Regions from separate parts of the Homo sapiens genome. Here region 1 is linked to region 2. The links are chromatin loops, found by intact Hi-C in ENCODE. Cell type or tissue: ascending aorta. All regions are shown on one strand. Each heading gives the region's core, and the rest is flanking DNA. Links, peaks and the distances in the headings are about the cores only.

What was found. Hi-C counts contacts between places; a loop is a spot of excess contacts. Peaks named below come from ENCODE experiments on the same cell type or tissue, not always from the same donor. Only the 100,000 strongest peaks of a DNase experiment are listed, where the experiment ranks them.
Region 1: a loop joins it to region 2, with 3 times the contacts of the local background. A loop is called at or near these places in 5 of 110 quality-filtered maps.

What each region holds. Positions count from the first base shown.
Region 1 is chr1:48,808,196-48,824,105 of GRCh38, reverse strand. The region is part of intron 6 of AGBL4 (AGBL carboxypeptidase 4); the gene reads left to right. Among named protein-coding and RNA genes, the nearest start is that of BEND5, 39 kb to the right of the region's middle. In ascending aorta, for the core only: a CTCF peak has its summit at 6,410; a DNase peak (open chromatin) is centred at 6,375.
Region 2 is chr1:48,735,560-48,751,469 of GRCh38, reverse strand. All of the region lies in intron 6 of AGBL4 (AGBL carboxypeptidase 4), which reads left to right. BEND5 (BEN domain containing 5) reads left to right here. Exons shown (of 6, transcript NM_024603.4): 4 at 8,699-8,847; 5 at 15,018-15,231. Among named protein-coding and RNA genes, the nearest start is that of BEND5, 33 kb to the left of the region's middle. RefSeq lists an enhancer at 1,047-1,176. In ascending aorta, for the core only: a CTCF peak has its summit at 7,802; no DNase peak of the experiment used is centred there; H3K4me3 peaks cover 767 bases; H3K27ac peaks cover 4,746 bases.

The sequences.
Region 1 (15,910 bases), core at 4,474-9,473, 74 kb before region 2:
AAAGAAGGGAGGGAGGAAGAGAGAAAGGCTCAAAGAAACACATGGCTCTTGGAGGGCTCACAGTCTTATTGACACATCTTGGGAGAAGGAAACTATCCTAATGACATGTGCACATATACACACACACACACACACCTTTTGTCCCACCATCCTTTTCTCTTATGTATTCCTGGTAACGATTCTGATAAGCAGATATTCCCATTCTACAGATGCCAAAACTAAGGCCTAGCAGAGGTTCCTTAATTCAGAGATGAAATAAATAGACCTGAAATTCAAGTGATATCAACATTCATTTGTTCAATTATTCATCCATGCATTACACATGCTTTGGTACCTCTTCTGTTCCATATTTTGTGTTGGCCACTGGGAAACAGGAGAATCAGATTTATTCCTGACCTAGAGAAAGTCTAAAGGAGGACAAGGAGAAGTGAAGCAATGCAGTACAATAGTCATAGCCAAGTAGAAATGTGTGCAGGGTGCTGTGTGAGCAGCAAGGAAGGGGCAGGAAGCTTTTCCTAAGCAGGAGGCATTGAAGCTGGGTTTTGAGGGGAAAATGGGAACTTCTCAGGCAGACAACAAAGGTGAAGTACATTCTAAACAGAGGCCTTGGGAAAAGAAGAAGGAGAGAATCAGGAAAGGTGATTGGTAAGGACTTGCACCTTTAAATCACCAGAGTACTCAGTCTGCCCCAGCTGACCTTTCCCCTGGTGTTGGAGTCTAGCCAACCTTGGAGTGTGCATAGGCCTCCAGCTAGGGCTGGCTTACTTAGCAGGGGATGTTGGTTAATTATTTGGCACTGTGTTCCAGCCTACTGAGCAGTGTTAGACATAACAGAGGGAACCAGAGGTGATAGATGGTGATGGGAAATCAAAATTGCTTCTTAGAGTTTGCTTCCTGACTGTGCCTACTGTAAAACACACTATTAGAAGGAAGAAAATATTTGCTCTATTAATAAATAAACATGTAGTGAATAGTTAGATGTATTAGAAAACCAAGTCACTTCTAGAATCTTGGGAAGTCTGGTGCCAGAAGAGTGGTACAAGGAATAAGAATGTTTTCTATCGAATAGTCCTGGTATGTTTGGTGCAATGCAATGGAATGAAAAGGTCCTGGGCTGGGACCATGAGACCTAGGTTTGCATTCTATCTCTCAAATTCATTAGGTCAACTCTGATGCCACTTAGGCAATGTGGATGCCAAAAAGGCCAATGTGATCAAAGTCTGTGTTAATAGAAGTCTAATTATAAAACAAGGAGGGATATATTTATTAGTCAGAGTTCTCCAGAGATACAGAACCAGTAAGATGTGTGTGTGTATGCTATAAAGAACTGGGCCATGCAATTATGAAGACTGACAAGTTCCAAGGCCTGCAGTCAGCAAGCTGGAGTCCCAGGAGAGCCAATGGTGTAGTTTATTTTGTTTGTTTGTTTATTTGGAGGAATCACAATACTCAATTGTAATAACTACTGTAAAGTTAATATAATCAAGACAGTGTGGTATTGACAAAGACATATACATTTAGATCAATAGAGCAGAGTAGAGAGTTCTACCCACACAAATATGGTCAATTGATTTTGAACAAAGATGCAAAGGCAATTCAATGAAGAAAGGATTATCTTTTCAACAGATGGTGCTGGAACAATTGGACTTCACATAAATCAAATCATATAGCATGTGCTCTTCTAGGTCCGATTGCTTCCTCAATATATTATTTTTTAGATTCATCCAGATTGTTGCATGTATCAATAGTTTATTCCTTTTTAGTCTTCTTTAGCATTCCATTGCTCATAATATACCATAATTTGTTTATCCATTCACCTATTTGAATTGTTTTCAGTTTTTGGCTTTTCTGGAAAAATATGCTATCATCATTCTTGAACAAGTCTTTTTTGTGAATATATGTTTTGATTTCATTGGATAAGTAGCCAGGAATATAATTGCAGAATCAATTATATAAGAAACTTCCAGTTTTCCAAGGTGTTTGTATCATTTTATAACTCCTCCCAGTTTTGTCCAATTGCTCCATACCTTTGTCAATACTTGATATTGTCACTCCTTTTGAGTTTTGTTACTCCAGTGAGTGTTTAGTAGTATTTCCTTATGGCTTTAATTTGCATTTCCCTAACAAGTAATGATGTTCAACACTTTTTCATGAGTTTATTGGACATTCAAATATCTTCTTCTGTGAAATGTCTGTTCAATCTTTTGCTCTTACCAAAATTGGATCGTCTCTTTGTTATGGATTTGTATGAGTTCTTAATATATTTTGGATATAAATCATTTGCTAATTATATTATTGTCAATGCTTTCCCCTGTTGTTGCTTGCCTTTTCACTTTCTTAATATCTCTAATTTTTAAAAATTTTAGATTCAGGGGCACATGTGCAGGTTTTGTTACATGGATATATTGCATAATGGTGAGGTTTGGGCTTCTAGTGTACCCATCAACCATAGAGTTAATGTTGTCCCCAACAGGTCATTTTTTAACGTTCCCCCTCCTCCCACTCTCGCAGCTTTTGGAGTCCCCAGTGTCTGTTATTTTCATCTTTATATCCATATGTGTCCATTGTTTAGCTCCCATTTGTAAGTGAAAACATGTGGTACTTGACTTTCTGTTTCTGAGTTATTTCACTTAGGAATATGGTCTCCAGATCCATCCATGTTGCTGCAAAGGACATGATTTCATTCTTTTCATGGCTGCATAGTATTTCATGGTGTATATATACCACATTTTCTTTATCCAGCCAGCCACTGATGGACACTTAGACTGATTCCATGACTTTGCAATTGTGAATTGTGCTGTGATAAAAATATAAGTGCATGTGTCTTTTTGAAACAATGATTTATTTTCTTTTGGGTAGATGCCCAGTAGTGACATTGCTAGGTCAAATGGTAGTTCTATTTTTAGTTCTTTGAGAAATCCCCATACTGTTTTTCATAGATGTTATACTAATTTACATTTCCATCAACATATCCCTTTTCTCCACATCCACACTAATATCTGTTGTTGTTTTGCTTTTTAATGATAGCCATTCTTACTGGTGTAAGATGATATCTCAATGTGGTTTTAATTTGCATTTCTCTGATGATTAGTGATGTTGAGCATTTTTTCATATGTTTATTGGCCACTTGTATGTCTTCTTTTGAGAAATATCTGTTCACATCCTTTGTCCACTTTTTAATGGGATTGTTTGGTTTTTTTTCTTGTTGAATTGTTTGAGTTTATTGTAGATTCTGGATATTAGTCCTTTGTCAGACACATATTTCGCAAATATTTTCTCCCATTCTGTAGCTTGTCCGTTTACCCTGTTATTTCTTTAGCTGTGCAGAAACTTTATCATTTATTAAGTCCCCTAATGGTATAGCTCTAATCTGAGTTCAAAGGCCTGAGAACTAGGTAGAGCCAACTATAGTTCCAGTCCAAAGGTTGACAGGCTCAAGACCTAGGAACAGCTGATATTTCGGTTGGAGTTTGAAGGCAGGGAAAAAGCTGGTTTCCCAGTTCAAAATCAGGGAGGTAAGAGGAGTTGCCTCTTATTCAGGGAATAATATTCTCTTATTTAGCCTTTTGTTGTATTCAGACTTTCAACTGATTGGATGAAGCCCACCCACATTACGGAGGGCAATCTGCTTTACTCAACAATAAAGCATAGTTTAACATTTATCAATTTAAGTGTTAAACTCATCCAAAAATGCCCTCCCAGAAACACCCAAAATAATGTTTGATCCAATATTTGTGTACCTCCTCATAGCCAGTCAAGGTGACACATAAAATTAACCATCACAAGGAGTGATGATGCCTCTATATTCTGTACCAGTTATAGGTCTCTGGGGAACCCGATATTCAGTTCAGATCTTCAAACCTTAAATGAGAGTGTTTTCTAAGGAAGTCCCAGGGCCCAGACAGTACTCAGAACTATAGCACTGGAGTCAAAATAACCTGAGGATAACAAATAGAAAACCCAGAGAAAAGACCTTATCCTTGTTCCATGTAATTTCTTGTTTCAATTTTTCCACCTGTAAAGTAGAAATAATAATTGTGCTTACTTAGAATGGAAGTTAGGAAGGTTGAATTAGACAATCAGCATGAAAACACACAGCACAATGCAGAAGGCAGCAGAATGGCTTTGTGTGGCTACATGAGGGAATACTATGATTGGAGAGCAGAGCTTAAGAGAGCCCATTTTAGGCTCAATAGAAGAACCATTTGAATCAAGAGTGGGGTTACTATCAGCTTTCTTAGGTGGCAAGATCCCCATCACTGGATGTGTGTGAGCAAAAGCTGGACCACCTATTGGCAAGAACACTTTAAAGAGAACAGAAACACCATACATTGGTGGATGGGCTAAAGCCTATTAAGAGTCTTGCAAAGAACTCCTTACAAATAAAAGTTCTTCCCCTTCTGGAGCTTGTTTTTCCTCCAATGTCAAATGCAAACACTGGACTAGAAGATTTCCAGGGGCTCTTGTAAGTCTAGCATTCCTTGGTTCACACTTTGCAACTTTCACCAGAACTACTGCTGTAGTCCCCAAATTGGCCTCTCTACCTTCAACCTGTATCTGTATCCCCCACAAATCCACCCCTTAAATCCATTCCCAAGTCCATGCTGCAGCCGGAGAGACCTTCTTGGCATATGACTCTGGCCACTTCCTGACCCTGCTTAACACTTTTGATGCTTCCTTATTGCCCTCAGGATAAATGCCAACCTCTCTAGCCTTTCTCAGAGAAGGGCTGCTTTACACTGGCATTCAAGGCTCTTCAGAATCTGGCCTAATGACCCCTTTTATCACTCCTTTTCATGCACCCAGCATTTTAGCCACAACTAAGCACTGGTTATTCCCCAAAACATAACAGATTCTTTCACACTTCCATACCTTTTTGTCCTGTTTTATTTTTCCAGAATGCTTTATCTCCTTATCTGCCTCCTTATCCTTCAAAATCTATTTTCAATATCGTCATCTCTAGGAAGCCTTCACTGACCACCCAGGCTGATTTAGGAGAAAACTGTCTGTACGAGCCTCTTTCACACAGCAGCAGAGTTGTCCTTCTTCAATATTTCATGAAGCTTTGAGGGCAAAGACAAGCATCCAGTCCATTGTATATATTTTTAATACTTGCTTCCTAATTGAAGGAAAATATATTTCCATGATGCAGGCTAGCTTCCTCACTCCAGGATGTGGAATATAGTGACTTTGTGGGGTTGCCATTATGACAAATCATTTCCTCTGCTTGCCAATCAATATATGTCTATTCAAGAAAAACACATGAAAAAATAAACTTAAAATGCTCAAAAACTATCACCGTTGCTATATTGATGTATTTCTTTCCAGGCTGTTTTTTGCATGCATATTATAAAGAAGATGTCAAATATCTAGTATTTTTCTTACTCTTTTTTCTCTTAATATTACAGTATTAGAATTTTCCATGTTAATATATAGTTGTTCATAACCATTGTTTTTAAGACTAGATAATATTCCATCAAGTAAATAAGTAAGTAAATAACTGTTTGGTTGAACGTTTAAGTGCATATTTTTTCACCATTATAAAAAATTCAATCACAGGCATCTTTGTGCATAAAGCATTTCTCTGTGTTTAGGATTTGTGTCTGAGGATCAGTGTCTGTGGCTGTTTTTATCTTGTGAAAATCAGGGCCTTTATCTAGAATCTGCCTGTGTTTTCTCCCCCAAACCTCCCAGACCAAAAAAGCAAAAACTGACATCAGTGCCCTAAGAGTCACTTAGTGCAATGTTTCATGTATGGCTCCCAATTAAGGCAATATGCCCCTTTTCAAATATGGCCATAAATATTTTCCTTCGGTGAAGTAGATGCCACGGAGATAATATTGATTGCAAATTACAGCCTTTGTAATTAACTAATTTACGCAGCTGGAAGATGGAGCTGGTGAAATCATTTGCTTCTGAAGGAGAATGGTGGCCTTTCCAAATTTGACTATCAGATATGAATTTGACCTAATCTCGGGAATGTTTCCGGCTGGAAGATGGAGCTGGTGAAATCATTTGCTTCTGAAGGAGAATGGTGGCCTTTCCAAATTTGACTATCAGATATGAATTTGACCTAATCTCGGGAATGTTTCCGGTAAGACTGCAGACTCTCAGGTGCTTAAGAAGTCACTGAGGCTCTGGACAAACAGGAACGTATTAGCTTTTTGCCTACTGACTACACAGCCTCCACCATTCACCCAAAATGGATCTGCATCTCCCAGGTGCATCTGCAAGCACACAAAAACACACACTGGGAAGGGGTATGAGCTGAGGTTAGTCCTAGGTGCTGCACTTTCTATTCCTGACATATCAGGATGTGTGGGAGGGAGGCCAAAGCTGCAGCACCAGGCTGGGCTTCCAGTCCTGTTGCTACTGTGGAAGCTGGCTCCAGACAGGTGGGGGCAGCAAAGAGCCAGCCTGTATGGTCAGCTGGGATTCTAGTTGACCAAAGCTGTTGGGAGAACTCAAGCTCATCAGTGTGGCAAGTTAGACAACTTGATCTGGACACATGCATAAATGGAACAGGGGTCCAGATACCCACAGGATTAATACTAATAAACCATTTTGCTTAAGCAGCAAAACTCGGTTTATATATTGAATGATAGAAAATTATTTTATTGAATCCTCTCCATAAGCACACCCATTTGATAAATAAAGAAACTGAAGTTCAGGCTAGTTAAATAGCTTTTTCCCAAGTTCACACTTGGGCCCTAAATGTCAAAGCTAGTGATTAAACAGGTCTTCTGACTCCATGGAGTGACAGGATTATGTTACGTTCTTTGTATCCACTATCTCATTTGATTCTGGAGGCTAGTCAACCAGGTACCTTTTTAAGTGGATAGGCTGAGGCCTAAACTTAACAGAATACCACTATTCCAGTGATAAAGGATCTTTAGGGGCAGGAAATAGCAACATTCAAAATGTCATACGTTGGGAGAGGGGTGGGCGCTCATCTCTGGCTTTCATAAAGCACTTGGGCAAACACCCCTCCTCATTTTTTTTCCCAGTTTTTCTTCTTTGTGCTCAAACTATTCTCAAGTATTTACAGTTCCTAGAATGGACTAACTTCTATTTCATTTCCAGGCTTTTGCACATGTTGGTCCCTCAGCCTCAAATGACTTCCTTCACACTTGTTGATCTAGTTAATTCCTATTCATCGTGACCACCTTCGAGGGCATTCTCTAAGCCCCTCCTTGCCTAGACAGATGTAGGTATATCTTCTGTGCTTTCACAGTGGTTTGCACAAACCTCTATCGTAGCATGTATCATACTACTGCATACTATGATATCTTTTTCCTTCATTAGATTGTGGACGCTTTACAGACAGAACCATATCTTATTCATCTCTCTGCTGGGCACATAGTTGGTGTTCAAACATTTGTTGAATTACTGTATGTACACATGAAGAAGCATCTTTCAAGATTCTTACAAAAGTTCAGAGGGTACCAGAGGTTTCTTATTGATTATAGGGACTAGTTACCATAATCCTTGAGGGAAATGAGAGTTGACCCTTAAACCTGAGGGTTACAGGCTGGCATTTCCTTGCTCTCTTTAGAAACATGATAAGTTTCTTGCCTTTGTAGTTATCTGGTTAAAAGGTATTTCAAATTCTTATTATACCTCATTCAACATATACCTATTCCTTATCTTATTCCTACAAGTACCTGAATGTAGAGGCCAGGCCCCACCACAGTTCTGTTTGAGTTACTTTTTAGATTGACTTGGCAAAGCAAAATCTGGCTGTTCTGCCATAAAAGGATGATCTCAGATATGATCAAGGGACTTCAAATCGTATCTGCCCATCCAAAAAGCAACAGTGCAACTATTTCAAAGGTTACCTTTAGTCCTCAACTTGTATACAACCTTCTCCCCAGCTAACCACTGCTAATCTGACATAAGCATTTAACTGTAATTCTATATAGCAAAATCCATAATCAACAGAGCTGGCGACATCTCTGTCTAGCTCTCTGTCTCTGTCTGTCTGTGTCTGTCTGTCTCTCTCTCTTTCTCTCTACACACACACACACACACACACACACACACACACACACACACACACAAAACAGTTCCTCAATAAGTGGCCAAAATCTGCCCATGTTTTGTTTAGTTTGAGCAGCTAATGCCAGAACAAAGGTAATGAAATATATTAATTACATTAGAGATATTTTAGAGAACCAAGATTTGCTTTCAGAAAGAGAGACCACATCTGACTGAGCTAAGTTGATAGCAACATGCAGATAATTAACAGCTAATAACATTAGCGTTGTAATTAGAACTGCCTTGAACTCTTAACCCATCTGCCTTTCTGATTTTGAGATCCATACAGTGAAGAACAAGATGATCGTTCTCTTTCTTGATTTGCCTGGATGTTTATAATATATTCTCTCCCAAATAAATATTACTAACTGCTATCTTTCACTTTCTACCTACTGTGTGCCAGGTGCTCTATAGATACTGAGTATATGAAGAATATATTATGCACTCAACCCTTGAGGAATTAAATATAGTTTACTTCTCTCAAAAAACTTATCTGGTAGGAATTATGACACCTATTTTTTTTTAGATAAGGAAACTGAGTGAAGTCACTTGTTGAAAGCTACCGAGCTGGTTAACTAAGCACAGATTCAAAATTAGTTCCTACTGACTCCTGTTCTTTCCATCATACCACACTGTTCTACAAATGGCCATTATTGCTATTACCTTGGTAATTTACTCACCCTGGTTGAATTTCTGGTATTCAACTCACTGTTCTGTTTAACAGTGAAGGAAAACATGAAAGGGAAAATGTAACTAAGCATGAGGTCAAGTACCCTACCTGTTTGTTTGAAAAATTCACCATTATTGTTGGAATAATCAGTCCCTGGAGTCCCAACAAAAGATGAGCAAATGATCTGAACAGACATTTCTCAAAAGACATACAAATGACCAAAAAATATATGGAAAATGCTGAATGTCATTAATCATTAAGGAAATTCCAATGAAAACCACAATGAGGTATCATCTCACCCATGAGGGTGGCTATTATTGAGAAGACAAAAATAATAAATGCTGGAAAGGATGTGGAGAAAAGGGAACTCTTATACACCGTTGATGGGAATGTAAACTAGTACAGCCACTGTGGAGAACAGTATGGAGTTTCCTCAAAAAAGTACAAATAGAGCTACTACATGATCCAGCAATCCCACTACTGGGCATTTATCCAAAGGAAAGGAAATCAGTATATCAAAAAGACATCTGCACCACCATGTTTATTGCAGAACTGTTAACAGCCAAGATGTAGATCTAGGTGTCCAACAACAGATGAATGGATAAAGAAAATGTGGTGTATATACACAATGGAATACTAGTCAATCATCAAAAAGACTGACATCCTGTCATTTATGGCAACATGGAAGAAGCTGGAGGACATTCTGTAAAGTGAAATAAGCCGGGAACAGAAAGTTAAATACCGCATGTTCTCACTCATATGTGGATGCTAAAAAAAAAAAAAAAAAAAGTTGATCTCATACATAGGGAGAGATTTGCTACAGGATACAAGATTACAGGTAGATAGGAGGAATAAGTTCTAGGGCTCTATGCCACTGTAGGATGACTATAGTTAACAATAATAGTTATATAATTTCAGCTAGAACAATGATATTGAATGTTTCCAGCACAAAGAAATAAGTGTGAGATGATGGATATGCTAATTACCTTGATCTGATCACTATATATTATATATATCAAAATATCACTATGTTTCCCATGAATATGTACAATTATTATATGTCAATTAAAAAATATTTTTAAAAAGTAGCAAATGAGCAGAATTCAGTGATGGGAAAATAAGCAGGAAGTCCTTAAATGTTAATGTTAGCAAGTAAATTACACCAGTGAGGTTTAAACTCTTGGCTGAAGATCAAGAGAAGAGCAAAGAGATTCAAGGTCCCAAGGAGGAGGTTGACAGGGAACTGGGGGACAATCAGTCTCTGGCTAAAACTACTTGACAGCAATATTGCTGAAGGTGTTGCTGAAATAACATCATGACAGGATTTTGCCAGGGGATTCAAAAATACCCAAATCTAACCTCATCTCAGCCAATTCTCCCTGGCAACTCCTTGAGGCAAATATATTCACAAGAGAGGAGAAGTTAGTTATTATTATTATTACCTAGGATTTTGGCTCCAAATCCCAGTGCATAACATGACTGAGCTGAGCTGAACTAAAATGAAGGTCCTTTTCTCCCAGAGCCCTCTCCTGAGCCTTGATTTGAAAAAAAAAAAAAGCTACCCAAAATGTCTCCATCAGAGCCAGAAGAGAAGGAGCAAAGAAGTCTACACAGGAAGAATAGTAAGTCTAGTACTAGGATCCACCTTACCCAATTCTGCTCCATCACCAGTTATTACTTTCCACCAAGGCTTCAAGGAAGGGAAATACACAAAGTCTGACCCATGAGAAGCAAAGCAACACCTTACTCTTAGCTGGAAATTTGAGCTCAAACCCTAGTGCAGAGAGCCCTGGTGGCCAGGTTGTAGATATAGTAAACAATAAATGAGATAATACGTGAGGCTTCCATCATCAAGCCTAGGCTCCCTTTAGATGAGGTCAGCCTCCTCCTGGGAGCCTGGAATCACTTCTCTCTTCTCTTGAACCTCAACCAAGAGTCCAGACCTCCCTAATGCCATGTGCTTACAAATCTGGACATCTAAGAACAACCTACTTGATTTTCCCATTGCTTATTTCCACTCATGAACTGAAGTTTTTTTGTTTTGTTTTTCTGCCAGTTCATCTCACAAGCCTGCCTGTATTTCTCTAAAACAATATGACACTGTTTCTTCTTCATATATTGAATTCATGTCTCTCAGCAGACATTACCGTCTTTTAGAAACTTCCTAATCCACTCCCTCTGACTACCTCACTTTGCCTCCAATCTGGGTTAGGTGCCTCTTCTGTGTTTCAACAGCCCCCTTGTCTTCCGTCTCTCAAAGCACTTATCACTCCATTTTTTTTATTATTATTATACTTTAAGTTTTAGGGTACATGTGCACAACTTGCAGGTTTGTTACATATGTATACATGTGCCATGTTGGTGTGCTGCACCCATTAACTCGTCATTTAGCATTAGGTATATCTCCTAATGCTATCCCTCCCCTCTCCCCCCACCCCACAACAGTCCCCAGTGTGTGATGTTCCCCTTCCTGTGTCCATGTGTTCTCATTGTTCAATTCCCACCTATGAGTGAGAACATGCAGTGTTTGGTTTTTTGTCCTTGCGATAGTTTGCTGAGAATGATGGTTTCCAGCTTCATCCATGTCCCTACAAAGGACATGAACTCATCATTTTTTATGGCTGCATAGTATTCCATGGTGTATATGTGCCACATTTTCTTAATCCAGTCTATCATTGTTGGACATTTGGGTTGGTTCCAAGTCTTTGCTGTTGTGAATAGTGCCGCAATAAACATATGTGTGCATGTGTCTTTATAGCAGCATGATTTATAATCCTTTGGGTATATACCCAGTAATGGGAGAATGTTTTTCTCCCAGAAATGAAATCCTTAAAGGTTGGGAATGTATCTGATTCACTGCTGTTTCCCCAGTGTTTAGCCCAGGATTTGGCACAGAGCAGACTCTAGAGAGTGTTTGATGAATAAATAAATTAAGAAATTACTGAGTTTGTCTAGGCCAGCGCAGTGTTGTCCAGGAGCAGGTGGGGGAAATAGGAATATCTGATCCAGAGTCCTTATTGTGAATTAAGAACCTCCTAATCTACTTCCTCCTTCTGTTCATGACCCATAGCCCCAAAATGACTATTCACCTAAAATCATACTCATCCTCTCCCCCATCACACAGCACGAATTCCCTTTTCTAAGACTTCAGATATTCTGAATCCAGCTTTGTAGTTTTCACTGGACAACTTTCAGCCTTGAGAAATATGCCTCTTGGCCTGACTCATCCCTGGGAACTTCTGTCCATTTTGATGCCCACAAAGACAATTCCCCACCTGTAAGATCCCAGCCACACAACAGACCCACACTTATTATCTGTCTCAACTTCAGGTAGTGGCCTCTCATCATGTTTCCTGACTATGCTGCCCTGACTTCTGGATGGACCTTCCTGAGTTTGCCTTTCTTCCTGAACTTCCAAGTCACCTCTCACAGTTACCCAATCCCTGTGTAAGACCTTGCTGAACGGTTCCTTATCTTTCATCTCAGACCCTCTTGATGCCTGCCTCTTGGGCTGTGATCAGAGATAGCCATGCCCTGGACACTGCTGTGTCAACCCCTCTAGCAGGAGGCTCTAAAATCAGATCCCACCCACTCCGTACATACCCTATCTGTTGCAACACAATGTGCTCTTCCTAGATATGCACCCAAAAGCCACTCTAGTAGAGAGGGTTGGACCTCACAGAAACCAGAGTTGGGCAAGACAGAGTAGAATCAAGAAGACAGACACACATAACTAGGAAACGGGGATCCTAGAATAGAAATCAGAGAAGAGGGGGACTTAAAAAAATACTAGTTGAAATTGTAGATCAAATTTTCAAGAGCAGGATGTACCAATCCAAGTTGCTCATTGAGTTTGAAATAAACCTAGAAAGGTAAAGTGAGAATCAGATCTTAGACCCTAATTATCAGACCAGAACATTTGAATTTGAAACAGTTAAAAATAGGAAGCCACTGTAAATGCTTGAGCAAAGCTGTCCAGGAACATACAGAAGGCACAAAATTGGGATTCAGAAGGCTTGAGTCTGAGGTCCTGGCTTTCTCACTAGAGGTCTATGTGACTGTGGGCAGTTCTCCTCCCCAATCTGTCCCAGATAAACTATGTACCAATGTTGAATGGTCTTAGCAGTTCCTTCGGGCCCTCAGATTCCATGACACACATGCGTTTGACCTGAAGAACTTGAGTTTTGCTCCATCTAGCATCCACCACCCCCACCCCCACCCACTACCTTGCACTCCCAATCTGCTGAGAATCAGAGCTCCAGAGGAACACCTATTGTGTCCCATCTGTTGGCGACAGAGCCAGAGAGAGGAATGCTGTGCCACATGTGCTCTTGTTTATTCCTGATACTTTCCAGAGAACCAGGGATGGGGGAAAAAGGGAGGGAGGAAGAGGCCTCCACGCAGGATCAGTTACAAGCATTGTTGTCCCACTCCATATGTAGACACTGGACAAGCACAGCAGACAATCAGCATGTGGGAAAACCTGGGCCTTTTACCAACTAGCATCGTCCAAAGGTCAAATTTGAGACTTGGAATTTAAAAGGGAAACAAATAAAATAAACGAGCAAGCAGCTCTGAACTGGTTGCCTCAGATGAGAGAACATGAGAAGACCACATCCCTGCCCTTTGTGCTAGTCAGTATAGGCTGGGCTAGGCCATTAATACAGAAAAACTCCCAAATCTCAGTAGCTCATCACAGTAAAGTTCATTTATTTGTTGAACACTAATAAATTTTGCCAAAGCTGAAATTTTGAATAAAATAATAGCTTCCATCTACTGAGTACCTATTTATGCCCAGGACTATGCTATACACTTTGCATAAATCAGCTCCTTTTTACACACGAAGAAGTTGAGATTCAGGGAGGTGAAGTGATTTGAATGAAGTTACAAATCTAATCAATGGTAGACTGGGATTGAAACCCAAGATGATCTAGGCCTGAGGCCTGTGCTCTTTCCTTACTCTACACTGCCTCTGAAGGGGACCTTGAAGTGGACCCGATCCCTTATCCACATCAATCAGGCACATCTTGCACGGAAGAGGATGAGTAAAAGAAATCATCTGACAAATGGCTTAGGGAATATATTTTTACAAAAATAATTTGCATTGTCCTTTCAGCTTGCCCACTGTCAACAGTGGAGGCTACTCAGTGCCCAACTCTCTATTGTGGACTTGTATCCCCAGATCAGAAGCACCTCAAGCACAGGGGCTGTGTGTCCCCAGGAGCCAGCCTCAAGGTCAGGAGAGTTCTCAGAGCATGTTTATTAGTTGATTGGTTGAGTGAATGAGTGAATGAGTAAATGAGTAGTTCCATTCATTCTTTAACAGAGTTTCGAGGAGTCTTAAGATGTGTGGTTGAAATCACACCACAAAATTTTGAAGGGAAAAGTCTATGCTTTATAGCTCCTTAGATTTCCTGCACTTAACATAATATAGGGCATAGGTTAGCTCTTATACCACCCTAAATGCCTGAAGAAGTGGACCCTATTCCTCATGCACCCAGAATAAAACTGAGGAAGGAGGAAGTGAATTTGAGGAATATTTGAGACAATGAAACAAGGGGACTTACTTGCCAACAGTGTGTCAGAAGTAAGGGAAGAAATACACAAAAGAAGCATAGGGATACCCGTCTTTGGAAATTACCTCAGACCCCTAAGAGTAATTTAGAGTTTAAGCAGAGTGTGTAACTGATGTTTCCCCAGACCTGGAGAAATTGAACAGCCTGCAGGCACAAATGAGGTTCTATTTATAATAATCACATGTGGTTTGCTGCCTCATTCCTCTACCTGTTAAGGCAGGACTCCAGTCTTCCTCCAAGTCTCATTCAGTTTTTTCTAGATGTCTCCAAGTGGCATTGTATGTAAGCTCAGAAAGGGTGCTATCCACTTCTACATGATGTCTACCATGTTGCTTCTTTCTTGTTCGGCCCATCCTGTGAGGCTTCCTGTTTCTTGCATTTGAGAGTGCCCCATCCTACTCAGGGCTCTCACTGTCCACCAGGAGAAATCCCTTGATCTAGCCAAGGGTGCTGCCTGTTTATAATATCAAGCTGTCAGAACAAGAAATACTATCACAACCAAAGTCACACCTTTTTCCGATCTATAAATGGGACAAATGTTCATCTCCCTCACTTTGTATTCACAGCTCTGTGGTCTTTTTGGAAATAACTTCTACCTGCAACTCCTCTCTCCCTGGTGCTCAAACATGGACCCATAGAGCTGATCCAGGAAACTAATCTCAGGGACACACACCCTATTTTTACCCTCCTCCTTCCCTAAAGTAGGGCTATTGCACTTCCCTGCTGTGCTAATTTCAGGCCCCACGGATCTTCATGGGAACAAAACCCTGCAAGAAGTCTGCCCCAACAGTCCTCCATAGCCTAGTCTAAAGCTGGGACCCCTTTTCTGGAGAATGAATACAGTGACCTCTGTTTCTCATTCTGGAATCTTATAAAAACACACCTTAATATTTTTCTCTAGATGCATTTATTAAGCACCTGCTGTGCTCCAGATATAAAAGGAGCTTTCTGTGCAGCTCTTCACTTAGTCCTCACCTCATCTTTATGGTCTAGGTATTATTAGCCCTTCTACGGCTCCAGGGAGAGAAAGTGCCTACTCAAGGCCAGCCTTCTCTGGCACGTTCCCTTCAGTCTCAGCCTTTGTGCTGACTCGCTGGCCATGGCCTCTCTTGGGAGCCTGTTTCTTGCCCTTCATAATTACCAGGCTCAGTATTAACTCTCTCTTTTCCTTTCATGCCTTACACATTAGATCTGACACCCAGCATATCTTTCCAACTGTGATCTCAGCCTCTCTGGGCAAAAAAAATTGGTTTTCTCTTCTCTGCTGGCTCATATGCAGCTTAGGCCTCCTTTCCCTTGGGACTCTCCAAATTTGGCCCTGCCTCATCAGGGACATTTAACTGAGCCTGACTTACCAGGGCCCTGGAAGTTAGGTCTGACAGCTTCTTTATATACTACATGACCTTGGGAAGAATCTTAACATCTCTGTGCCTCAGTTTAGTTGACAAAAAAAGCAGGAGTACTAATATCTATCTTGCAGGTTTATTGTGGGAAATAATAAGACAGAATGTTTAAGGTGCCTCTAATAATGCCTAACACAGTAAATGTACAGTAAACAAAGTGCTATAAAAGAATAATCTTCCCTTCAATGTATCTGGTAAGCAGCCAATACCATTACCATTCCATT
Region 2 (15,910 bases), core at 5,668-10,667:
AAGGGTAGAACCAGGTTTCAAAACTGAGGCCCCTCTTGCTTTGCCATGCGTCAGGCAGTCTGATCACAGAGTCCCTTAGCCATGTGCTTCTGTGGCACCATCCCTTTTGCCTGCCTCCTGATTAGGCCTTCATTGCTGGCCATTAGACCATCCAGTACTGCAGTGCATTCTGTGACTGCAGGACCCTTGAGCTTTTAGATGAATATTTCCTGCTTAATTTAAAAGCCCACCATGTCTTCATAGTTTCAGCCTTACCAGGCAACATGGCCTCAAGATACCAATTGGACAATTCCTGGAGTTTTCTTAGAAATTGTCTCTTTAGAGAGAACCCAGTTCAGCCTTTCACCCCTATCTTATAGATGGACAACTGAGGCCCAGAGAGGGGAAAAGACATATCTATGCCATGTGGAATCAGAATATATAGGATTTCATGAATGCTATATCATGAAGCAGTGGAAGGTTTGTGTTCAGCCAACATGGATGGATGTTTGTTTGGATGCCAGGATTCAGCAGGTCCCAGAGGCTGGCCATACCCTCCCTTGCTGCTCCAGGGGGTACTCTGAGTGTGGGGGGTAATTCTTAGAGTCCTAGGACCTTAGTCCTATAAGGAACCCCAGAGTTCACCTCGTCTAGCCTCCTATACAGGACAAGAAGCTTTCTGCTGTCTCCCTGCCATGCAATCACCCAGCCTCCAGTAACATTCCACTAGAGACAAGAAGCTCACTCACTGCCTTCCAGTGCAGCCTATCTCATTATTGGATAGCTCTGACCGTAGGGAAATGTTTTTGTGCAGGGAACATTATTGGATCCTTCCTCTGTTCCGAGCCCTGTGCTAGGCACGGAGAAATCAAATTGTTAAGCCCCCCTTGCCACCTTAAAGAAGTCACAGTCTCAACAGCAGACAGTTGGGATGCAGGGTGAGCTTTACTTTGGTCCCGAGCTCTCAGGATGTTGGGAAAGGATACAAAAGAGAGCTCCTTACATGGCTGGGGTAGGAGAGTTGTGGGTGGCTGCAGGAGGCCCCAAGTTAAGGAACTATCTCAGGCAACAGGAGAGCCTAAACAAAGGTTTGGAGTTGCAAGAGAGGCTGGCTTATTCAAGGAACTGAAAGTAGTTCTGGTTGGACGGCACAGTGAAGTGCTGGGTAGCAGGAAGAGATGAGGTTGCAGACATAGATGAGAGCAAGCAGAACTACCCCAGCCCCTCCTACAGGTGGTTCATGGGGGCACTTCCCCATTGGAGTGGGCTGGGGTGCAGTCCTTCAACTCCTGAGTTGCTATTTTCCTCTGAGTCAGGCAAATCAATCAACAGCCATTTAGCAAAGATGAATCCCATATGGTCCCTACTCTGGAAGGGCTCATGGCCTGAAGGGAGTATCAGCAGAGGTCAGGGTCATGGATTGATTTGTTGGGCAGACATCCACCATGTGATCAAACTTTGCCTCCTCATAACTCCTACCCTCAGGCACTCACTGTGCCCACAGTGGTCCCTCAGGAAACTGGGAGCAGCCCTTATGCTGCCCACCCCACTTATTCCCACCACAACTCCTTAGCCCCCCAACCCAGCCAACTGTGGTCCATTTTACATGCATTGAATACATGTGTGGGCCTTCAATGCTTCCTTGACAGGGCGTTCTGCACATACCCTGCCATTTGGATACTCTCTGGGCACAGATAGTTGGGCAGGAGAGAAGTAGAAGAACCACAGATGAAGAACCAGTCCAGTTTTCCCTGGCCACCAGAGGATAAGTTCAGAGCTTCTAGAGGTGACAACCTATTCCCCTTCCACCGCACCCCTCATGATTGTGGGGCTTTTCACAGACCCCCTAGGAATGTCAGAGAAAGTCAGAGATGAGCTGAGGGTCCCACAGAGTGAGCATTAGGCAAGAAGCTCTGGAAAGTACAGTTCATTGAGGAGGGGTAGGGTAGTGGAAAGAGCTGTCTTTGGAATCTGACAACCCTGAGTTTGAGCACTCACCACCTATGTGACTTCTGGCAAGTTACTTTACTACTCTGAGTCTTTACAGAGATAATAAGATCGATTTTGTAGGACCACCATAAGGATTAACTTCTTTCGCTAAACACGTGTTTAGTGAGTGTTCTGTATGGAGGACATTGCGCTGGGTGCTGGGGATATAGCAGGAACATCCCCTCGGTGTTTATGTTCTAGTCAGGGAGCTGTTAAACAAACAATCACGTGACAGTGGGCTGAAAAATGCTACAGAGAGAAAAAAAGAGAGATACATTTGATATAAGATACTTAACAAAGAAGACTTTTGTAGGTTTCAGCCACCTTTCCTTCTCAAATATGTCATTTGAAATGGGCATCTGCAATTCCTCAAAGTCGGGGAGAACCTTGACCTCCAAGACTGGGGACCTGGGCCTGCTTTTTTCACCTCTTTCTTCCTGGGTGGGCTTCTCCCCCTTGGAAAGGGGGCTCTCTCGGATCCATTTCAACTCTGCTGCTCTGTGGTTCAGATTCCCCGAGGGTATGGCCCCACTGTGGAGGCATCTGTGTCAGCTGCTGGGATCTCACCTAATCCAGGATTCATGCTAGAATTTTTTTCTCCTGCCTCTGCCCAACGAAGCCTGCTCCTGCCCTCACTCACAGAAAATGGAGAGAGAGAGGACCTGAAGAACCCCGGCCTCACTACTCCCCCACCTCCCCAAGATGTCGCGCATCCATCAAAGCCCCAGTCAGAGATCACCACTTTCCTGAAGCCTTCTAGGATCCCTTAACCGGCAGTGATCTCCCCCTCCCCAAATTCATGCAGATCATCACATTGCACCCTTTGTGCACAGTGAGCCTGTGGTTTGTGCCACTTGCCTTCACCTTATGAGAACTACCCCACCCTAGGGTCACACACCCAACAAGCTCCTCTCATCCTCCAAGCCCCAACACAGAAGTTGGTGACCGTCCTTATGAAGATTTCCTAGTCTCCTCCAGAGGCAGCACCCCCTCCTTTGCTTCTGCCCCAGTTTTTCTCCTAATGCTTGTTAGCCACATGGCTGGTGGTAGTCTGCTGCCTGTCTCTTTCCACTGCTGGACAGTGAAGCACTCAGTTCCACCTAGCACAGGGCTGGCACTCAGGAGGTACTTAGTAGATTCTCACCAAAGGAATGAAACCAGATTTGTCTCTGCTTTCACTGGAAGACTAATGGGGCTAAGAAACAGAGGCACGCTACAGCAGCAGGTGAGAGCAGCTGATGACTTCTGAGAGGGTCTGAGAAGGTCCACAGAGGGGGATCCTCCTACCCAGCTCCGGAGGCATCTTCCCTAGTCTCTTTCCAAGGCCTTTGTTTAACTCCTTCATTGTTATGAAGCTGTTCCCCTGCCCAGGTACTTCTCGACAGTAAAATCATCTCTATTCTGCCAAATCTAGTACTTTCTGTGTGCCACAGCAGATGTTCTGTACGCATTTAGGAATTTTGACTTGATTTGCTATGCATTTATGAAGAAAATAGGATGGTACTTGTAACAGAGAAACTTCCTATCTACTTACAGAAGTAAAAGGATTTAGTCCTTTTTTCTAAAAAAAAGAAAGAAAGAAAAAAGAATCGAATATTATTAACCTTTCCATTTCAGCTGAAATCAGAAATGATATTTAGTGTCCAAACACATACATGTTTGAAAAAATAGGTGATTTCTAAACCCGGAAGTCACACAAACATAAACATTTGTGTTAATCAGAAAGAACAGCATTAGTCCAGTTTACGATACAACAAGAATAGAAAATGGTGTAATTTCATGTATTTGTTGCCCCAGCAAACACTTACAAAGACCGTAACTGTGTGTCATGCTTTCCATTTTAGGGAAAAAGCCAGTAGGGCTTAAAGAGGTAAAGTAAATAACAGAACCAGGATCTTTACCAGGTTTTTCTAACACTAAATCTATTGCTTATCCGTTAAATCAGAGTTATTTGTATGCTATATAATAGTGTTTCACATGTTAAATCTGAACTTCCCCAGAACAGGAACATACTTTGTCTCTGGGTCCCCAGTGCCTCTTGCAGAGCCTAGATCTTGATATGCAGTCAGGGGTTGTGTGATGAATGGGTTCATGAATGATTGAATGAAAAGACAAGTACTACCTTTCATACTTTTTAAAAGCTTCCTTTACCCAGCTGAGAGTTTTCTTTCCATGGAAGGTATATTTTCCCCAAAATAAACCTCAAGTGTGTGTCAATATCCGAATGCAAATGGATCAAAGCCCTTTTTTAAAAAAAAATTCCTACTCTTCCCACAAAGTGAAAAAAGTTCTTTTGTTACCTAAAATATCTGCGCCAGATTGTACAATGCTGTCTCTTAACGCAAGTGCTTATTATTGTGGCTAATTTGGTCACATGTGTTTGAGGGAGAACAATGCCTCAGAAATTTTTTAAAAGCAAAACAGCAATCTGAAGCATTTGTTGTAATGAGATGTAAATTGCCAACATCGGTAGTGAAGCCGACTAAAATTTGCAATGAAGTGATTTTCTCCCCTCTTAAATTAAAAGCACTAGGGGCCCTCCCTGCTCTCCCTGAAGAAAACACATGCTTTTTTTGTTCCTTTTCTTTCTGATCCTGTAATGCTAAACATTGCGCTCTGTTGATTGATTCATTCCTTCATTCATCTGCCGTTTTGCCAGCTTCTGTCTGTTCTGTGCCTGCCTCAGTGCTAGGCTCTTCCAGAGACGTCAGCAGCCTGCATGGTGGCTTTTGGTAATCCCCATTTTGCAGGTAGGAAAGCTGAGTTGCAGAGAGGGTAAGATGACCTGACTTCAAAGTCATGAGCTGGGATTCACACCCAGGTCTCCTGAACATTCCCTTTTAAGATGTACCTTTGGTTGGCTTTTCAAGCCGACCTTCTGTAGACAATGTCCTGGAAGGAGGAGGCTGTTGCGGAGAGCTTTCACCAGGTGTTAAGCAAATGGTGCTGAGTGAGAAATTTAGAAAATAGTTTTTCTTGAGAGCCAAGATCTCAGTATAGTAGCTTCAATATTTGACAGAAGTCTATCAGTCCCTTAGGACACCTTCGTGAGCCTTGAGGGGACCGTCGTGAACCTTGAGGAGAGTGGGTGGGCTGTGGAGTACAAGGACCTGCTCTGTGCTGGGCCTGTGCTAAGCACTAGGGGCAAAAGCAGAACAGCAGGGCCTCTGTTTCACAGAACCTATGCTTTAGTAGAGACGAACTTAAGCGCACAAGTGTAACTTGTGTGGGAGTGGGTGGAGAGGGAGTGAATGACTATTTACCAAAAAAACCCACTCTGTACTAGACTCTGAAATCATTGTTTCATATAAATATACGAATATATATATATAGTTATCTGATTTAATCCTCAGTCTTGCCAAGTCACTGTTATCTTTCCTCCTTTCAGGTGACACAACAAGATCAGAGAGGTTAAGCAATTATTTATGTGTACATTATCTCTTGAGGATAGAATGTGAATCAAGCACTGTGCCAGGTGAGACCTGGTCTCTGACATAAAAAGACACGGTCCTTGGCTGTCCTCAAGCCTCCTTTCTGACATAAAAAGGCACCGTTTTTGGCTGCTCCCTCCTCCTTTAGTAGGGGAGACAGATATAGAGACGAACAAGTACATCTGATTATTATGGTAGAGTAGGGGCAGAGGGGTGGGGAGAGTGCAAAGGAAGCTCTACTACCCAAGGAAGGTCACAAGTCAACTAAACAGTAAGTGGCAAACCCAGTACTTAAACCCAGTATTTGGAGCTCTGTCTCCAAATCCCAAGCCAAGGGCTAGAGATAATTATTTACTAGTCTTTGAGGGGATAGGGCAGCCTCATTGGAGAGATGGCATTTGAGTCAGGCCTTGCATCACTGGTGGAGTTTGTATAGGTGGACATCTCTAGGGGTAGAATGTTCTGGACAAAAGGAATGGCATAAGCAAAGAGTAGGAGGCAGGAAAGAATGGTGTATGTGTGGAGAGGGTTAGGCCAGCCACTTTGCCTAGAGTGGAGTCTGACTATGGGAGGGGACCAACAGGATGGAGCCAGAGAGGTGACTCTTTCAACCCCTGCTCCCTCTGATGTCCGTTAGCTGTCCCTCTGTAGACAGTGTGATAGCAGAGCCCTTTGTCTGTAACTGTGCCATGTGAATTGTCCATTCTAACTAGATGCTTCTGATTTCAACTTAACAGCCCTGATTTCTACTTCTCGGACTCCAAGAAAGATTACAGACATTCAGAACAGCTTCCCACCTGTCCATGCCTCTACCCTCAAGCACCTCTACTCAGCAGCAGGACTTTACTTCAGAATCTTTCTCCCAGCCCATTAAAGTCCCTCTCTTCCTCCCCTCTCATGTCATGAAGAATTTACTAAGAGCCTGCCATGTGCCAGGCGCTTCCCTACGCTCCAAGATGCTAAAGGGAGTAAAACTTTGCTCTTGAAGAGCTTTATAGTCTAATGTTGAAAACCGACAGGCAGATGATTGCAAACATAATTTGCTAAAAGTAGTCACAATGTAGAGACCCCCCCTACCTGGGAGTGATGACAATCAAGCCTCACAAAGGAGACACCTGAGCTATGTCCGAAAGTCTAACTGGGTGCTTGGCAGACAGATGAGGTAGTGTTCAGCGCCAAGACAAACAGCACAGAGGCCTGGAACAACATAGCATTTGGGGTACCTGAGCAGAGGTGAATATTGGTGGGGGGCAAGAAATGAACCCTAGCGGTAGAGAGGAGGCTGGTTGTTCTGGGCCTTATGGAGGCCATGGTGTGGGACTTAATTTTGAGGGTAGTGGGCAGCCTAAGCAAGGAAAGACAGGGTCATGTGGAAGATCCCTTTGATGGCCTTTATAGAGATGGATGGGAGAGAATCAACTGAAGTTACGGCTGTACTGGATTCATTCTGTTGTCCAGCCTCTCATGGAAGGAAAAGGAGGCTTTAGAGGAAAGACATGTTCTTGCTAAAAATGACCGTGAGTGAGTGCCTTTCATGGACCTCCTCTTTTCAGCCTATTATTTTTTTTCTGTTGACTGAAGGTCAGAGCTAGAAGAGACTTCACACGCCAACTCAGCTATGTGCTTTAGGGGAAATATAAGTAATTACCTTTTCCCAGATCTGAGAAAAGATCAAATGCTCCACTTGAATTTGTTTATGTCTCAAAATTTTAACCTGTGATCCCACACAGAGAGAAGAAACTTTGGTATTTGCTTCTGAAACTTTAGAATTACTCATTCATTGTTGTCATTGTTTTATTTACTTAGCAAACATTTAGAGAGTGCCTACTCAGCCCCAGGTGCTGGGGACAAAGGAAAGAATAAGACCTAGGCCCAGCCCTTGAATAGGTCTTGCACCTCTAATTGGGAGGTGCTGTCAGAACGATGATGATGCTATTGGTCCTTCGCTCTGCCAGGTTCTATATCTGTAATTTACTCACCTGTGGTCACACAATTAAAATATAGTGTAGCCAGGAATGGGACCTGAAATCTCTACCAGGATGAGTTGAGCTCTTTTATTTGCACTGTTCTGCTCCCCAACCATCTTGCATTCAGCTTTGTGCAAGTTTCATTCTTAAATTTTATGATACTACAGAGACTTCGTCTTTCAGTTAGCAGCTGCCAGCAACTCAGGATTGAGATTCTCTCCTGGGAAGCTGTATCATGAAGAATTTTAGTAACAAATTCACCAGGACCTTCACTGCCACCAACCAAAGTCTAGGATGTGTTAACTGAACCCAGAGTGGCAAGCAGATTGTTACAAAGGGCTTTAATATATAAAGAGCTTTGTACCCAGTTGTCCACATGGCTAGGATAAGAGAAGGCTGGTCTGTGAGTTCATCTGTTACCTAAGTTAACATGCACAGACAGAGGGAGCTGCTGTGGCAGTAGCCACATCTCTGATCTTAGTCAACTCCTGAAATGTTTGCATGGGGAGAATTTCCAGCATGTTAAATTATGTGGGCCTTTGAAGTTGTTCTCCCACAAAAGTTAATCAAGTCATTTGGCCTTATTTACCCATTTTCATCCTGTTTCTCTGCCCTTAAGTAATCAACACACAATAGGTGATTTTATAAAACAGTCCATTTTTAAAAGCTAATGGAGAAAAAATAACCCCTTTAGAAACTATCACCATTTATCTAGCTTCCTTTTTGCTGTTTAAACTGCATGTAATTTGTGTTGATTGCATTAAAATAAAAATCAGAGTAGCTGCTGGATCAGGCAATCAGGGGCTTAATGTGTATTGTGTTTTAATTTCTTGATTCAAATGCTCCAGTCTAGATACTAGGTCTTGGGGAGGGGGAGGCCTTAACATTTTTGCCCACACTTTCCTAAGCTCCCTTCTTCTGTTACGGCCTTCTCCACTGTAAGATACTGAGGTGAGGATTTTGGCAAATACACGATTTGCATATTTCAGTAATTCCCACCCCTTCTCCTCCAACCCAGGCGTAACAGAACCTCTTTCCTATGCAGGAAGTTGAATCCCTGCCTTTCCATTTAGACAATGACACCCTGGAAGAGTGCTCTTCATTCAAACTTGATTAGAGTCTAGTCCACTCTTGTCTTCCAGTTTTCCACCTTTTCCCTTGTGACATTCATACCTCACATTATTTTCGAGTCTGGGTTTAAGTGTAGTTCAATGGACAAAAATAAGCTAGCAAATTTTTTGTGCCATGGTGTGCTGATAGATGCCTAGTTAAAAATATTTGCCTTTTATTTTCCTTGGAGTTCTAGACAGATTTCTTTTCTTAACTGCCTAGGTCCCGCCATTGATCTGGAAAAAGTAAAGTCAGAATGTCTCGAGCCCGAGCCGGAGTTACGGAGCACTTTCAGTGAGGAAGCAAATACGTCGTCCTATTACCCCGCTCCTGCGCCTGTCATGGACAAGTATATCCTAGACAATGGCAAGGTAGTGTTTTAAGCTCAATATCCATTCCCTGCAAGTGTTTGTTAGTCAGAGTAAAGGTGGAGAGTATGGTGGGAGCTTTCCAAATCGCAGCTTGACTGGTTGGCCTCCTGGCCTAGCCCTGAATGACTGTTTCTGGAATTTGTATACTATCAGTAGCGTAGCTTTGCTGGGGCGTTTTCTCTTCCTTCTTCCTTTTTTTTTTCTTTCTTTCTTTTTTTAAAAAATATTGATCCAAAGCAACTGTAAAAGTAAATTGACATTTTAAAATAGCTTACTAGTGACAAAGATATTTCTTAATTCCCATGATAGTTTGATGAAACTTGTCCCACCTTCCTATGTAACCAGATGCCTAAAATTTATCAGGTGAACTGGAAATGAAGTATCTTATTTACAGATAACAACTCAGTTTGTGTTCATTCACCACTTAGAAAGTATCTGTATGTTCTAAGCCCTGTGCTAGATAACAGGAATACAGGGAAGAACAAGACATACTCCCTTATCCCCAAGCCTCCTTCAAGCTGTGTATGCAGCAGTGGTTAGCGCACAGTCCTAGGACCTTATAGAACTACTCAGCGTTATTTATATGACCTTGAAAACAAATCATAAACAAAAACTTAAGATTATTAGTAATGGAATCGCTCGTGAAAAATCTTAAAGTCACATGATGATATACCAGCAGGGCAGGGGAGGAAATTTTTCTGACATTCTTCTAACATTCAATTGAATTGATCTTTGAAGAAGTACATCAGAGCCCTTTGTGTTGGCACTGGTGAAATTCAGCTTTAGCGTTATGTTCTCTGCCACTGTGGCATGCATTACAGACATCGCCTCTCGTTCTCCTTAACGCGTCATGTGTTGGTTCATTTTTCTTGCCTCATGCTTCAAAAGGTCTCTGTTTATTTAGTATCATTCTCTGTTAGGTTGATGAGAAAGAAAAATTTGTTTTATTTGGGTTTGTCCAGATATGTCTCTGCAACTGGCCAACCTGAGCCAAAGCAAATATTGTCAAGCTGAGGAAATGAAACGTATTAGTTTTCAGGACTCTCTTGGATGTGGTGTCGTTCCCTGCATCTCCCACTGAGCGCCTCCTCCCCTGCAGAGGCAAAGCTGATGGGCCAGGCCACAGGCCCATTCTGCCTTGCCTTGCTGCCTTCAGCAGGCTTGAAACGTCAGCTTTGCAGAGGAGAGGTGGCATGACAAGTTGGAAGTCGGCAGCCTGGAGCCTGAGTTCTTAGCATAGCTCTACATCTGTCCTACCTGTGTGACCTTGCAAAGATCCTTCACTTCTCTGGGTCTCGGCATCCTTGTCTGTGAAAGATGGGATTGGATTGATGCTCTCCAAAGGCCTTTCTGATTCAAACTGTGTATCTAAGTTTGGTGAACCTTCCCCAATCAAAGATAAAAGATAGGACTATGCTATGTTTGTTGATTTCTTTTTAGTCATGAACACATTGTGGAGTGACTAGAGAGTTTTTCTTAAAGTAGCTTCCAAGAGAAATCTATTTCTCCCTTGCCTTGAAGGCTGATGGATAGTTTCAGAGCATTATAGGGGGCCTCTTTTGCAAAGATAGCATTCTTCCCCCAGAAAATGAGTCTCTCAAATCTCATTTAATATTTTTACACGTGAGTTGAACAGCAAATCTTGAAAATGCCTATTTTGTTTTTTCATTGGTTTTTGCCAGCATGTTGCTATAAGACTAACCTGGTTTTTATTTGCACCTAATTGGTAGTCAGGCAGAGAGAGTTTTAAATGCAGAGGAAAGGAAGTGGACGCACTGGAAATGATGGCAGCTTCCCAGAACAGCATCTCCACATCCCAGAAGTAGCCCTCATTGTTCTTGGCTCTGCTGTCTTGTCTGACCCTTCCTTCTGTCTGCACGATCAGAGGCCTTAATCTCTGCAAGGCTTAGAGCACTGGAATGGGACACATTTCCTAGTAGGAAATGATTTTTGTCCTATAAAACTTTTCACATAAATATATTTTGATCAAGTTCCATCCTACCAGATGCCATATTTTTAATAACCTCCTTTGACACATAACACTAACACTTTGGTCAAATAGTATACTGTGGTTTACATGAATCAGGCTTGCCACACAAATTTCTGATTTGGGTAAAGTGCATTGTGTTTCTTTGTCTAAATGTTTTATTTCAAAAACTCATTGAATCATAAAGCTGCAAAGACCATCAAATTTTAAATAACCTAATTTATACATAGTATGGGTAGGGAAACATATCCAGAGAAGGGACTCCTCTATAATTACATAACAGGTTAGAGGCAGGCAGGAACTGAAAGCCAGACCTCCTGGTTCCCAGGCCAGTACTCTCACCAGTCTGTTCTGCTACATCCCTGAAAACTGAACATTGCTCCAGGTGACCTTGAGCCTTGCTAACCTCAGGGGCCCTTGTCTCAAATGCCCCGGCCTATACCTGTGATTGGTCATAGCAAAGCCCATTTCTTTCTGTGTTCTAAAGTTGGCCTTGTACTTGAGTGAATGTCAGAAAATATTTTCATCTCCAAGGAACAGCAGCTCATCAGAAGTGAAAAACAGTTCCATAAAGACATTAAATATGCCCATCAATTTCTTACTGCTTTGTGTACAGACTAGCCCTTATCACTTTGTAGGGGACAGAAGAGGCAAAGCCTTGACCCTCCCCACTGACATGTACTGTGAAGGACTGAATCAGGTGGCAAAGGCTCTAAGTGAGCTAGAAATTCATAAAGGATAGAACTTAGCTCTGCAGTAATTAAGGAGTGTTTCCTGAATTTTAGACTGGGACTTGAAAGATTAGCAGGCTTAAGAAAACGTAGGGAAAACATTTATTCCTGGACAAGAGAATGGCAGGAGCGGAAACATGGGGAGGGGAAAGAGGGTAAAGGATGTAACAGTTGCTGTGTCCTCCTGACACTTTACACATCTTTTCTCATTTAACCCTCTCAGCAACTCTGAGGTAGCACTGATCTGCTGACTGTATAGCTGAGAAAAGTAAGGCTCAGGAAATAAAGTGACTGGCCCAAGTTAACCAGCACGCAGGTAGAATAGCTGAGATTTACACCCAGGCTGGCAGCTCCAGCACCCATCCTCTTGATGTTACGGCACACTGGAAGTAGCGGGAAATGAACAAGTTCCGGAATTTTGTAGTGTAGATGGACTATGTAGATGAATATAGTAGAGAAATGAAGTAGTAGTGAACAGAATGGATTCTAATGGGCCTTCAAAGCCAGGCTGAGGAAGTTGGATTAAATGTGATAGAAAACAGGGAGCCATTCAAAATTCCAGAGGATTTACCTAAAAACACAGTTGAAAGACTGCAGAAGTCATCTAGTCAAATAAGGAAGGAGGTATTTTAGGGAACTTAATCTGTCGTGATTATAGGATGGGCGGGTTGAAGGGAGCAAGGACTGGAGGCAAAGGCCAGTCGGTGGCTGTTTTCCTGGTTTCCCTGTCTGCAGTGGTGAACTGCACTGGGAGCTGGTGTGGGAAGTAGCCAGGCAGATACAGAGGAAACTCAAAAGGAAAACTAACTGAACATTGATGTGTTAGGTCTGCTGTCTTTGATCTACATCAGTACCACCGTGGTGGCAGCAAGGAAGACAGGGAGAGCAGAAGCTTCAGGATTTGGGTTTGAATCTTGATTCCAAAATTGACTGATTGTGTACCTTAGGAAAAGTTACATAGTCCCTCTGAATCTCTGTTTACATCTGTAAAATGGGAAAATAATTTCTACCTATTTCCATCTCTTAAGGTCATTATGAGGAATAAATAAATTGAATGTACAATACCTGGTTCATTGTACGTGAACCAGGTACTCAAAAAATACTAGTACCCCTTTTCTCTTGTAGAACATTGGCTAAAAGGACTTTCATCTCCCTTTCAAGAATAACAAATTAAAAGATCACAGGAAAGCAAGGATCAGTGGTGGGGGAAAAAAGCAGAGATTTTTGAAAAATGTAAAGTTGGCATCCATCTCTATGATTTTCTGATTCAGAATTTAATGTAATTCAAAGTTCCTTGTTTTTCTCCTATCTCAGGAAGCTTGTGTGGGTGGCTTCAAGTGTCATCAAGGGAAGTGATGCAGGGTCCAGCAGGGAGCAGTGGGGAACTTGTCCCCAGCATGCCCAGTCTGGCACACAGACTGCCCACCTGCAGTTCGAACTGCGGAGAAAAGGCCACACTTGACCTTGGTGTCCGTGTTGCCTAGCCAGCAGCCAGGTAGTACATCTCACTCCAAGGCTGCTTATCTTTCCTGAGCGGATGAACAGATTTGCAGTACTGAAGTTTACAGCACAGAGAGGCCAGGTGGATCTAGTTATCTGATTGCCTGCAGCAGTCTGACTGATCTTTTGAGCAAAAGGAGGTGAAGTCAGACGTGCAGGTAGATTGTTGACTTACATTCATGGGTGGGCTGCATTGCTATTTTTTTTCTTCTTGATGGTTGGAAAATTTCAGTAATTGGTAAAGGAAGAAGTTTTGCTGGCTGACCTGACTGCCTAACTATGTGTATTCACCTTCCTTCCCAAGCCAAGCTCCAGTAGTAGAAAGATCTTTAATTGTTTTTTGAACAATTGATCTTGCTGGTCTGCCATTAGTTGGGTATGCATCCAGTCTCTTAGACCAGGGACCTCTCCAGAGATGTCTCTGACCATGTGATATTGGCAAACTGCAGGCCTTTCTGAAAACAAGGACCTTTGGCAGGTCCTTCTCATGTCCCTTAGAAAGTTTAGCTCATTAGCAGCTGCCGCCCTCTGTCCCCACAGAGGCCATTTCGTCCCTTCACAGACTCAGCAGAAGCATGACATAAATGGCAATGTCAAAGTGAACACTGTTTTTTTAATGATTAATGTTAGTAAATGACTTGTGAGATCTAAATTTTATACTCTTTTTTCTTTTTTAGATTTACTAAAGATGCAGAAAGGAGAACAAATTAAAATCTTATAGCTTATTGCTGGAACATTCTGGGTCTTATTGGCTCTGCACTGAAACTCATAGGGAGCATAAGATTGTGTTTTGTTCTTTGTGCCGTCGGAATCAAACTGGGTACCTTGTGGTTGTGTTTAAAATCATAGGTGTTTTGAGCCAGAAGGAACTTTGAGATGAAATCCAGCTCCACCACTTCATAGGTAGGGAAATGAAGCTCAGAGGTGGGAAAGGACTGGCACAGCCCTACTCCAATTGGCAGGGCAGCTGCTCTCCTTACTTGAGCTGGCAGAGGTTTTCACACTTAGCCATACACTGGAATTATTTAGGCCACACCCAGCCCAAATAAATCAGAATCTCTAGGAGTGGGGCCCACGAACTGATGATTTTTTTTTCTTTTCTTTTTTTCTTTTTTCTTTTTGAGACGGAGTCTCGCTCTGTCTCCCAGACTGGAGTGCAGTGGCACGATCTCGGCTCACTGCAACCTCTTCCTCCCAGGTTCAAGCGATTCTCTTGCCTCAGCCTCCCAAGCAGCTGGGACTACAGGTGCGTGCCACCACACCTGGCTAATTTTTTTGTATTTTTAGTAGAGATGGAGTTTTACCATGTTAGCCAGGATGGTCCCAATCTCCTGATCTCGTGATCCGCCCACCTCTGCCTCCCAAAGTGCTGGGATTACAGGTGTGAGCCACCATGCCTGGCTGTCACTGGTGATTTTTACAGCTCCCTAGGTGACCCCTGTGTGCAGCCAAGGTTGAGAACCACCATACTAGGAAGGTATATGTCCCAGAATGTTCACATTAAAGGAAGGTGGGTCTTTCCATAGTGTAACACAGAAAGAAGTTAAGCATGGGTGTCCTGAGATTTGGTAAGGCTCTGAGCAGCCTTGTGATAAACTAAGTATAGTGTAGAATATCAACTCTGCCACTTACTAGTTGAATGATGTTCAGCAAGTCACCTCACCTGTCTGAACCGGTGTTTCCATCTGAAAGGAAAATGGTGTTATAATGCCTTCTATCCACAATTGCCATGAAGATTTAAGATAGCAAATATAAAGCCCTAGAATAAGGCCTGGCACACTACACGTATTCAGTAGATGATAGCTATTACGATTACCCTTAAAGAGAGTTAATTTCATATTTATGACATGAATCTCTTACAGTTGTGCAGCAATGCTTTTTAAAGGACAAGAGAAGCCTCCCACTGCCCTCCTGTCGGACTAAACAGGTGCTGGTGTTCTTATTCCTCTCAGGTCCATCTGGGAAGCGGGATTTGGGTTGATGAGGAGAAATGGCACCAGCTACAAGTAACCCAAGGAGATTCCAAGTACACGAAGAACTTGGCAGTTATGATTTGGGGAACAGATGTTCTGAAAAACAGAAGCGTCACAGGCGTCGCCACAAAAAAAAAGAAAGATGCAGTCCCTAAACCACCCCTCTCGCCTCACAAACTAAGCATCGTCAGAGGTAGGTCACTGAGTGGAAACACAATGGCTGGGATTCTGTCTTTTACTCTGTCAAGAATGTGTTAGGCACAATTCAATTCAACGATTACTTATGAAGCTTCTGCATGCCAGACCCTGGGCTGAGCCCGGGGACACCAAGCGGATAACCCAAATGCCCCAGAAGAGCTCACATTTACCAGGGCAGATGAGCTGTGGACACAAGTACGATTATATTCCACAAGGAATTAGCATGAGAAAGGGACAGATGGTGTGCTAAGGGAGTTCTCAGGAGGGGAGGATACCCTTAGCTGGAAAATCAGGGAAGAATTCCTGGGGACGGGGGTCACTGAACTGGGCCTTGAAGAATACGGCAGACTAGGAGACACAGATGTGTATGGTGAGGTATTGCTCTTCTGGAGGCAGAAGCATCTTGAACAAAGGCATGGAGATGGGAAAGGAATGCTGCTGTGTACCCAGAGCAGGAAAGGTCAAGGCTAGGGGACGCAGTTCTTGGTGGTTCTAGCATTGTGCCTGGAGCAGTTAATGAGATGAAGACCAGCTGGTAGTCACTAGATTCAGCTTCCTTTCTGGTTCCTTTCTGGTATATGGGAGAGGTTGGAGGGCAGGCAAAGAGACAGGGAGTCATTTGTCTCCCTAAAGATAGGGCTGTATCCTGGACTCTGGAATTTTCTCTTCCTCCC